3 separate regions of the Homo sapiens genome follow, and all the other regions are linked to region 2. A link is a contact called in ENCODE Hi-C data. All regions are on one chromosome and are shown on one strand. The core of a region is the stretch at or near the end of the contact, and the rest is flanking DNA. Distances in the headings are between cores, read along the strand shown. Region 1 overlaps XPR1 (xenotropic and polytropic retrovirus receptor 1). Region 2 has its middle 86 kb from the start of CACNA1E. Region 3 has its middle 85 kb from the start of ZNF648.

Region 1 (3,291 bases), core at 295-2,794, 550 kb after region 2:
ACTTGCCTAATTAAAAAATAATTTTTTAGAGATGAGGTCTCACTATGTTGCCCAAGCTAGTCTCGAACTCCAGGCCTTAAGTGATCCTCCCAACTTGGCATCCCAAAATGCTGAGATTACAGGTGTCAGTTACCATGCCTGGCCAGGATTCTATACATTTTACACAGTGTCTCAAGTGCTCATTTTATGAAAGCTTCAGGTAGTACATACATATGGGCAGAAACTTTTTTCTTAATTGAACTGAAAAAAGTGATAAACATAAGCTAAAATTATAGTCATTTAAAAATGGAAATAAGATTGGAGTACATCTTTAAGCAGCTATAATACAGAATATAGTAATCAGAATTGAATATAAAATAAATGCAGATCACAAAGATGTATTCTAGAAATGTGAGAAATAACAATATGTATTCCATATTATGGTTAGTTAACAAACCTAAAAAGGGAGTGAGAAGAAATATAATAGGAGATAGGCACAGAGAGAAGGAAAGCCAAAATCTCTTCCACGTTTTCTTCATACAGCCTGCCAATATTCTACACCAGTAAAACATATCAGATCTAAAAAATCCATCTGAAACAATTCTAAATATCAGAGTAAAACAGTCCAAAACTGTGATGCCTTTTTATATAAACCTTCATTTCATTTTTCTTTTAAATAAAATATTTTTAGAAGTAGAGTAAAACCTGTATTATCTCAAATGCTACCAAAAAATCAAAGTCAGTACTTCTGAAACACCTACTCACATATTTACTGTGGAATCTACTTCACCAACTGCAGTATCAATCCACTTTGAGATATAATTAAAAATAAAAAATTTCAATAGTCTCTAATGACTTTCAGCAGAATAAAAGCTGATGGGAGAAACAAAATCTTTTTGTTGGTGGGGAACTCCTGGGTCCCCTTTCTTGATGTGCTTTGTGGGTGTGCGCACGCATGTACCTGTATTGAGACTTCCACTGAAGTATAACTAACACTTGACTGTCTCTGCTCTGCTTTCTCATTCCTCTCTATGAAAACTTACACATATGTCCTTAAAACCTCCTTATGAAGTGAGTACCATTATCATCAGGCAACATGCCCAAGATTCATTGATCCAAAGCCCACACTCTCACCCAGTATGCTTTATTGCCTATGTACCATTCATCACTTGACTGCTAAGATTTTACAAATAGTTCAGTAGGAGGAAGTAGTATTCAAATCTACTTTTATTTGTCTCTATATTTGCTCAACACCACATCTGTTTACAACATCTGTTGTTTGCATGCACTTAATGTGTCCTCAGTGAATCACCTTTAGCAGAAGACATGGTAAAAATGCAAATTTTGGATCGCCCTAATCCTACTCAATTAGACTGAAGGTAAAACCCAAGATAATGCATTTTAAAGCAAGCATCCAAAGTAATTCAGATACACACCAAAATTTGAGGATCACAACATTATAGCACGCTGCCTTGTAGGAAATAACTTTTTAGAGTTAAAAAAAGGAATGAATCTAGAGTCAAAATTCTGGTTTTGCTACTTACTGTCATGTGACCTTGCGCAAGCAAAATGAGAATAACACCTGTTTCCTTTCTTTCGGAGTTGGTATCAGGTTCAAAATGACATAATGTCTGCCAACACATGACATATTTGCAAATAGCTCTATCAGACTAATAGAATGTAAAGAGCTAAAGGGGCCTTAGAAAGTCTAGGCCAACAACTTAAAAATTTTTTTTACCTTTAATCGTGATTCTAGTCATTGGTCTAAGATACAGAGTGACATATTATACGCACATGTGTGTATAGTATTTTGCTATACTTAGGAAGTATTCTTATATTCTTTCTTAAAAAATTAACAAACATCTCCTTGGCACCTACAGAGCTGACCACATGGCTTTTCTCCTTTGGTTTAGTGATATGGTAACATTTAATTTTTAAGGATTCCTAACACTGAATTATTTTTTGCATTACTAAAATATCTTAGTCATGGTATATTATTCTTTTAATATACTGCTCAGTTCTAGCTGCAAACATTTTATTAAGACTTTTTATAATGTTGGTGGGAATGTAAACTAGTATAGTCACTATGGAGAGCAGTATGGAGGTTCCTCAGAAAGCTGCATATAGGAACTACCACGTGATCTAGCAATTCCACTACTTGGCATTTCAGTCCAAAGAAAAAGAAATCAGTATAACAAAGAGACATCTGCAGTCCCATGTTTACTGCAGCACTATTCACAATAGCCAAGATAAAAAAATCAACATAAGTGTCCAACCACAGATAAATGGATAAAGAAAATGTGGTGTATATACACAATGGCATACTATTCAGCCATAAAAAAGAATGAAATCCTGTAATTCCCAGCAAAACAGATGGAACTGGAGTACATTACATTATGTGAAATAAGCCAGGCACAGAAAGTTAAACACCACATGGTCTCACTCATATGTAGAAGCTAAAAATGTTAATCTCATAGAAGTACAAAGTCCAACAGAGGTTACAAGAAGCTGGGAAGCATAGGGGAGAGAAGGATAGGGAGAGATTTGTTAAAGGATTCAAAATTACATCTAGATAGGAGCAATAAGTTCTAGTGTTCTATACCACAGTAGGATGACTACAGTTAACAATAATATACAGTTTCAAATAGCTAGAAGGATAGTGAGTGTTACCAACACAAATGATAAATGTTTGAGATGGATATCCTAATTACTTTGATCTGATCACATATACAGAACATCACTATGTACCCTATAAATATGTATAATTATCTTGTATCAATTTTTTTAAAGAATTTTTGTATGTATATTAATAAGTAACATTAGACTACAGCTTTATTGAGTGTGATATTTTTCAGAATTATGCTAGTTTTGTAAAGAGAAATAAGATGCTTTCCTTCTACGTTTCCAAACGGTTTAAATGGCACAAACCATTCCTTGAAGGTTTGAAAGGTTTTACAAAGTTTCACTTGTGAAAAAACTGTGGTCTGACACTTCAAAGACAACTTTCCCTATTCCTGCAATAGTTCTTAGTCCATAATTTAGAGTGTCTGCCTTCTTGCATTTATCTTGTTAATTTCTAATTTCCTAAAAATAAATGGTCCATTTTATCTAGACATTTACTCATAATTATTTTAAATTCTTCCACATCTATAATGAAAATCCCTTCCCTAATATTTTGCATGTGAGTTTTTTCACGCTTTCATCACAGATGGTGGAGAGGATATCAATACCAATTAACACCAGTTATAGTGTATTTACACAACTTAATCTTTATAATAAACTTATGAGGTGGGAATTATTCTCTCAATTTTA
Region 2 (3,128 bases), core at 19-2,518:
TGTATCTCCTGTCAGAATAGCTCTACGGAAATAACTCAGTGTTTTCTAAATTGACTTAGAAGACCACAAGATTTTTCATTTGCTTTTTTTTTTTCCTTCTACCTCTTTTCCTTTAAAAAAAAAAAAACTCTCTAAACTTTCTTCCCTGTGAAAAGCTAATTGTAACTTTCCTGCAAGCCATTACTCAGGTTATTTTGGGAAGAATCAACTCCTACAACTTCAGAGGAAGGACGGAAAGGTCACAATACTGGGAAGAATCAAAGGATTGAGGGGATGTGGTGGGGGGACTCACTGAAGGACCCAGGTTCATGTGAGGCAGAGGAGATTCTCCCTAATATTTATGTCCTCATAGTGTAGACAGAATTTCTGAAGTGACCTTCTACACAGCAGCATTGCCTGGAAGGGAGGAAGGGAGCTCTGTTTCCAGTTGGATCTCCATTGCCTTTTGCCTTTTGATTCAAGCTGAAAGGCTGATTTTTAGGGATGGGGCTACAGATTTCAAAGGGGTGTTGGTTTTCGCTTGATGAAGTCAAAGCCAGTGGAAACTATGACTATAGTAGGTCCAGCTGCACTGCTCAGACCTCGTTTCTGAAAGTGAGACAGGATGGAAAGTGGTCATAGTGAAAGGTGACCAGGTTGGGTGGGGGTGACAGAGCAATGCTGGTGCTTCATGGAAGCCAGTCCTCCTTTAGCTCATGGAGGGAGGGCACTCCGCACACCCTGCTCCAGCTGCCAGGAGGTGCCTCCAGAGTTCCTGCGCTTTGAATCAGCTTTTCTGGCCCTTCTTGCCCTTCTTCCAGCCCTGGCTTTGCAATTTACTGGCTTAATATCCTTGAGCAAGTCAGCCAACCTCTCTGGGCCTCAGTTTTCTCATCTGTAATATGGAGATAATTGTCCTTTCCTCCAATAGATTTATTATGAGGGTTAAATAAAATAAAGTGTGAGCATGCACTTCCTAAGCTACAAAGCTTATGGAAGAAATTGATGTGATCTTAATCTAATTTAAGGTTTTGGCACCAAAAATAGGTGCAAAGTTTTGTTTTTATTTTGTTTTGCCTTGTTTGTGTTTTTCTGGAAATGGTGATAAAGGGAGAGCTGGTCCTTGCACGTCAAGACTCTTCAGAGAAGGAAGGGAAATTAAACTGCCCCTCCTCTCAGCCAAGGCATCTGGGTAGAGCCTGTGGCTTTCATAGATGTTCAGATGGCAGCAGTTTCATTTTACAATTGACCTCAGAAGAGACAGAGGTTGAAGCAACAGCAGAGGGCTGAGCTTCAGAGTGGGGACAGGAGAAAGAGGCGGCTTCCCCAGGCAGACACTAGCTTAATAAGGTGACATTTGCACATTAGCAGCAGGCTGGCTAATTGATTTGTTCCTGTTACAGGAGCATCTGTCTCTGCAAAAAGGCGATGGCCACCAGCTCTGGCACAGTTGCTAGGAGAGTGTCCAGGATCTCTCAGGTCATTTTTTGCCCTAGCCAATAGGGTAAAAGCATTTTGAGAACCAGGAGAATGCCAATGAGAACTGACTGGAGTACAAGAAGGGTAAGGGCTACATGTGGAATCCCCAGGGCTGCGGAGCTCAGCAGGGAGAGGGAAGGACAAGACGGGATGAGGGGGAGGGACACCAGGTCCTGGAGCTGGATTCTAAGCATCGCTGATGTAGCCCATACAAAAGTTTTTCTCACTTTCCTCCTTTTTCCTGGAGTCTTCCTAGTGACGTGATGAGAGGCTGAAACACCCCACCCTGTCCAGGCGCAGTGGCTCATACCTGTAATCCCAGCACTTTGGGAGGCCGAGGCAGGCGGATCACTCGAGGCCAGTTCGAGACCAGCCTGGCCAACACGGTGAAACCCCGTCTCTACTAAAAATACAAAAATTAGCCTGGTGTGGTGACGCATGCCTGTAATCCCAGCTACTTGGAAGGCTGAGGCAGGAGAATCACTTGAACCCGGTAGGTGGAGGTTGCAGTGAGCTAAGATCGTGCCACTGCACTCCGGCCTGGAAATAAACAAAAAACTCACCGAGGCAGGGGCCTGGGTTTTGTAAGGGTTCAGGACAGAGTTCCCATCCACCATTATTGTGGTGAGACGTAGTAATAGAAGAGAATTCTATAATGTGAGGCCTGCTGGGAGCATGGGAGGCATCAGTGAGGACTGATGCTCTTGACCCTCCCAGAGACATTCTGAGAGCTCCTGTAGACCTCTGCCCTTTTTTACTGTGAAGGTCTGTTTGGTTGCCTCTAGAATTCCCTCATCTGGTGGCAGAAAACCCACCTATCTTCAGGGCTTGGAACTACCCTACAAAGCAGGTCTGCAGCTTGCAAGGGAGTCCCAGCTGTTCCATTGGCCAGGTTCGCTGCAGAGGTGTTCAAACCAGGCATCTTCTGCAGGCTGGACAGATGTGTTCTACTCTTAAAATAAAGTAGCTCCAGTCTTTACCCAAGTCCCAGAAGAAGAAGTAGTTAATGGAAATAATTTTCCCAATTTTAAGATTTCTCTCCTGTGATTTATTTTCCTTAAACTCTTGAGATCTGATACCTCTTGTCTCTATAAGAATGTAGTGGGTAATTTTATCTGTTTTAGCGTAAACTATTTATTCTGGGTTGAGGGAATCTCTGTTTCTATGTTATTCCACATTGTTCTACTCAGGACCAGGCTCCAGCAATTACCTTTCTCTTCTGCGTCATCAATTTTTCACTCGTTGGATTACTCCTATCAATGTGCAAACATACTGTTGTTTCTCTCATCTTAGAAAAACCACTTCCTTCATCAGCTATTTCCTGATTTCTTTGTTCTCCTTTGTGACAAACTCTTCAAAAGAGTCATTTCTATTCACTGTCTCAGTTCTCCTCCTCCCATCCCTTCTTACACCAACTTTGATCAAACTTTTCTCCCCACGCTTTTGTTAAGGTTATCAATGCCCTCCACATTGCTAAACCCAATGACCAATTGTTCTTGTCATGCTTGATGTGGTAGCCAGCTTCCAAGATGACCCCACCTCCTGGGATGTTCACCTTTGTGCGGTCCCCTCCCACACTGTACCAGGGTTGGTCTGTGTAACCAAGAACATTCAGAGGTGATGGCATGACACTACCACAGTTAGGTACAAAAGACTGTGGCTTCCGTCTG
Region 3 (3,166 bases), core at 455-2,954, 750 kb before region 2:
GTCACTCCCACGAGGCCGAGGAGTTTGGAGAACAGGGTTCTGGCACCGAGGAAGGCCTCTGAATTCTGTCTCAAACCCATGATTAACACTGTAATCTTAAGTCACTTGACCACTCTGTGCCTCGGTTTTCCTCAGCCGTAAAAAGGGGAAAGAGTACCTAAATCATTGGGTTACTATGAGAATTAAATAATTTAACCCTGCATAGCATATAGTTCATGCTCAGCAAGGGGTCACTGGCCCAGACAGTACACCAAGGACCCACACATGTGTCTTCTAGTCAAGCAAGCGTTCAACCAGACTCAAATTTTATCAAAAACTATTGTCATTATCTGAAGCACATGGTAATGAAGTCGTCTGAATAACTAGTTCAAAATTGTTTTGAACATAGTGATCCTTGGAAAATGAAAAAAATATATAAGTATTTTTCTAAACTGGAATGTGGCAGGGAGTAGATTAGGAACCCACTTTCCATCACTTTCCAAACATGACCAGATTTAACTGGACATATTCTGACACTCCATCCTGGAGATGGCTTCTTTAAGGAGCAGTTGTTGGGCAACAGCTACTTTCATCATTTTGGTTAGAAACTAACCCTGAGTAACCAGTCTTATGAGAGAAAACAGTTAATGTCTTAAAAATCTTTCTGACTCCAACTCCAGTGAGTAGGAATTTTAAGTCATGAATACTACTAATTGTAATACCCTGACTACTGATTATCATTATAGCTAACATGTATTGAGACCTTACTAAATACCAGGCACTGTCATAAGTGCTTTGCATGCATTAACTCATTTAGTCATCAGAAATAACCCCCAAATTGGTGTTATTTTCATTTCTGTTTGACAAACAAGGAACTAAGGCGCACAGATGTTGAGAAACTGACCTGTGGTCACACAGCTACTCTGCAGGCAGCTGGTACTGTGGCTCCTACGTGTAACTGGCCCTAACAGACATAGCTCCTCGCTGTTCTCTTAAACTTAGTACGTGGGGTTGAATATTCCTTTCTTATGGAAAGATTACAGTTTCATTTTTCTCAGTGAGGAAATTATTTTCATAAATTGATTGGATTTATTCTACACACAAGGTATTAGAATCAACATAGTTTTTTTTTTTTTAAGTTTCTATGTTTCCATTTTACTTTTTTTTTTTTTTTTGAGACAGGGTCTGGCTCTGTCACCTAGGCTGGAGTGCAGTGGCATGATCCCAGCTCACTGCAACCACTGCCTCCTGGGTTCAAGTGATTCTCCTGCCTCAGCCTCCTGAGTTGCTAGGATTACAGGCATGCGCCACCATGCTCGTCTAATTTTTGTATTTTTAGTAGAGACGGGGTTTCACCATGTTGGCCAGGCTGGTCTCGAACTCCTGACCTCAAGTGATCTGCCTGCCTCGACCTCCCAAAGTGCTGGGATTACAGGTGTGAGCCATTGTGCTTGGCCCATTTTACTATTTTTATGCTTACTTTGTATCTACAGAAGTGATATAGGTTTTGCATGTAAAGTGAAATTATCACTTTTACTTCTGAAACAAAATGATTTAAGTCAGAAAGTTTGCTTACAGGAAAATTAATGTAGTATGAAGCAGTATTACCAGGTGTCTGTGGGTGTGGTTGTGTACCCTGAGGGTATGGTACCGCGGGGCTGGTATGTGTACCCTGAGGCTTGGTGAGCACCTGGTCAGTGAGCCGGTGTTTGCCTGGACAAGTCTGAGCTGCAGTTGACACAATGGCCATTGGCCAAACTGGTGGAAAGTTTCAATGACAGGTAAACAAAAGACTGAGGACCAGGAGGGGAACAGCCAAAGAGGATGTAGGTATTACAAAGGAGAATTTGGGGAACATTCTACTAACCCGATAAGTAGCCGTGTGTTCAAAAATGTCTTTTGCCCTTCCCTGAGCCAGTCTTCCTTCAAAATGTTAACAATACCACTGTTTCTTTCATTCCAAGAAGCTTGATCTTCACACCTGACATTTCAGAGATCCTGTGTCTTACAATTGATGTGTATGTTTAACAGAGAAACATTTTTCTTCTCCTTTCCCCCTAAAAGCTGTTATTAACTCGCTGCTGTGTCTTAGTCAATGGCTTCTTAGAGTCTAGAAAATACAGTAAGAGTGATGTACGAGAATACGTGGTTTTGAATGTGGTGCTTAAGATACATCTTTGACTTAACAATTGCCTTAAAATCCTACCTTAACAAAAATTTAGCTCTTACTTTCAATTTTGATTTGCTTTTGATTAGACACAAGTAAGGAGTGAAGCCAGACACAAACCCAGCTCTTCTCATTTGAAGTTCAGAATTCTTTCCCCTGCATTCCATAATTTCTCCATATTTATCTCAGAGGACTATGCAGAATATGACAGTGGGTTACCATGGAATATCTGGGCAAGGAGCTCTAAGAGTAAAACTCCAGGCCAAAGACAAAACAAGTATTCAAATCCCAAGGCATCTCTGTGAGATGACAGATGCTCTTGTCTGCTCTTCAGATCCGAGGGGTTTCCGGAGGGCCAGCAACCATGCCCCCAACACGTAGATGGCTTAGCTTGCCTAAGAAGGGCGGGCATTGTAGAAATCTGGACAGTTCTGCTGACCTTCCTCTTTCTGTCTCCCCACTCTTGATTTTTTATGTTAGTCCCCATGGCACACCCTCTTTGTGAAGTCTCTCCAAATGGAAGCACAAGCTCTCCCGAAGGATCCCACACCCCACAGAGTGATCTCTAGGGTTGCCCATAGCAACAGCTGGTACCATGGAAAAAAGCCTTCCTTTCATCCGTCAGAGCTGGGCAGTAGGACCCTCTCCCAGGACCCCAGGAACAAGGTCTTTTTCTAGCTCTGCTATGGAAACTTGGGTGACACACATCACCTCTTGGAGCCTCAGTTTCCTCATTTACCAAATGAGGCTGATGTGAAGTCATTTTAGAGTCCCACTGAGGACCACTACTGTGATTTTCCTTCACCAACATGAGATACATGTGGCTGGTTTCAGGCTCTTTCCTGAAGCAGATCTTAGTACTGGGGAGGATGGACGGTGATGTCGCCACTGAGAGTGATGAGAGAGAGCAGACCCACCACCAGCTGCCCTCCTGATCCTTGGAAGGCCAGTCTCACATCTCAACATTCCCAGCCACCTTGTTACCAACGCTTGTGGAAAATTTGATTTGGACAGAAGGGA

What was found. A loop is a pair of places that touch in the nucleus more often than their neighbours do. Pooled maps may share reads with other maps.
Region 1: a loop to region 2 is called in a pooled map, with 10 times the contacts of the local background. The contact joins two enhancer-like sites. A Hi-C loop is called at or near these places in 2 of 37 single-sample maps with no recorded cell type and 2 of 50 pooled maps.
Region 3: a loop to region 2 is called in a map with no recorded cell type, with 18 times the contacts of the local background. The contact joins two enhancer-like sites. A Hi-C loop is called at or near these places in 2 of 37 single-sample maps with no recorded cell type and 2 of 50 pooled maps.

What each region holds. Positions count from the first base shown.
Region 1 is chr1:180,847,529-180,850,819 of GRCh38, reverse strand. The region is part of intron 11 of XPR1 (xenotropic and polytropic retrovirus receptor 1); the gene reads right to left. Among named protein-coding and RNA genes, the nearest start is that of LINC02816, 57 kb to the left of the region's middle. Within about 2 kb of position 1,544, at least 2 of the 41 ENCODE cell types and tissues checked have a DNase peak (open chromatin) inside an H3K27ac peak, as active enhancers do.
Region 2 is chr1:181,396,216-181,399,343 of GRCh38, reverse strand. It overlaps a transcript of CACNA1E not described here. Among named protein-coding and RNA genes, the nearest start is that of CACNA1E, 86 kb to the left of the region's middle. RefSeq lists an enhancer at 722-831. Within about 2 kb of position 1,268, at least 2 of the 41 ENCODE cell types and tissues checked have a DNase peak (open chromatin) inside an H3K27ac peak, as active enhancers do.
Region 3 is chr1:182,145,034-182,148,199 of GRCh38, reverse strand. No RefSeq gene overlaps it. Among named protein-coding and RNA genes, the nearest start is that of ZNF648, 85 kb to the right of the region's middle. Within about 2 kb of position 1,704, at least 11 of the 41 ENCODE cell types and tissues checked have a DNase peak (open chromatin) inside an H3K27ac peak, as active enhancers do.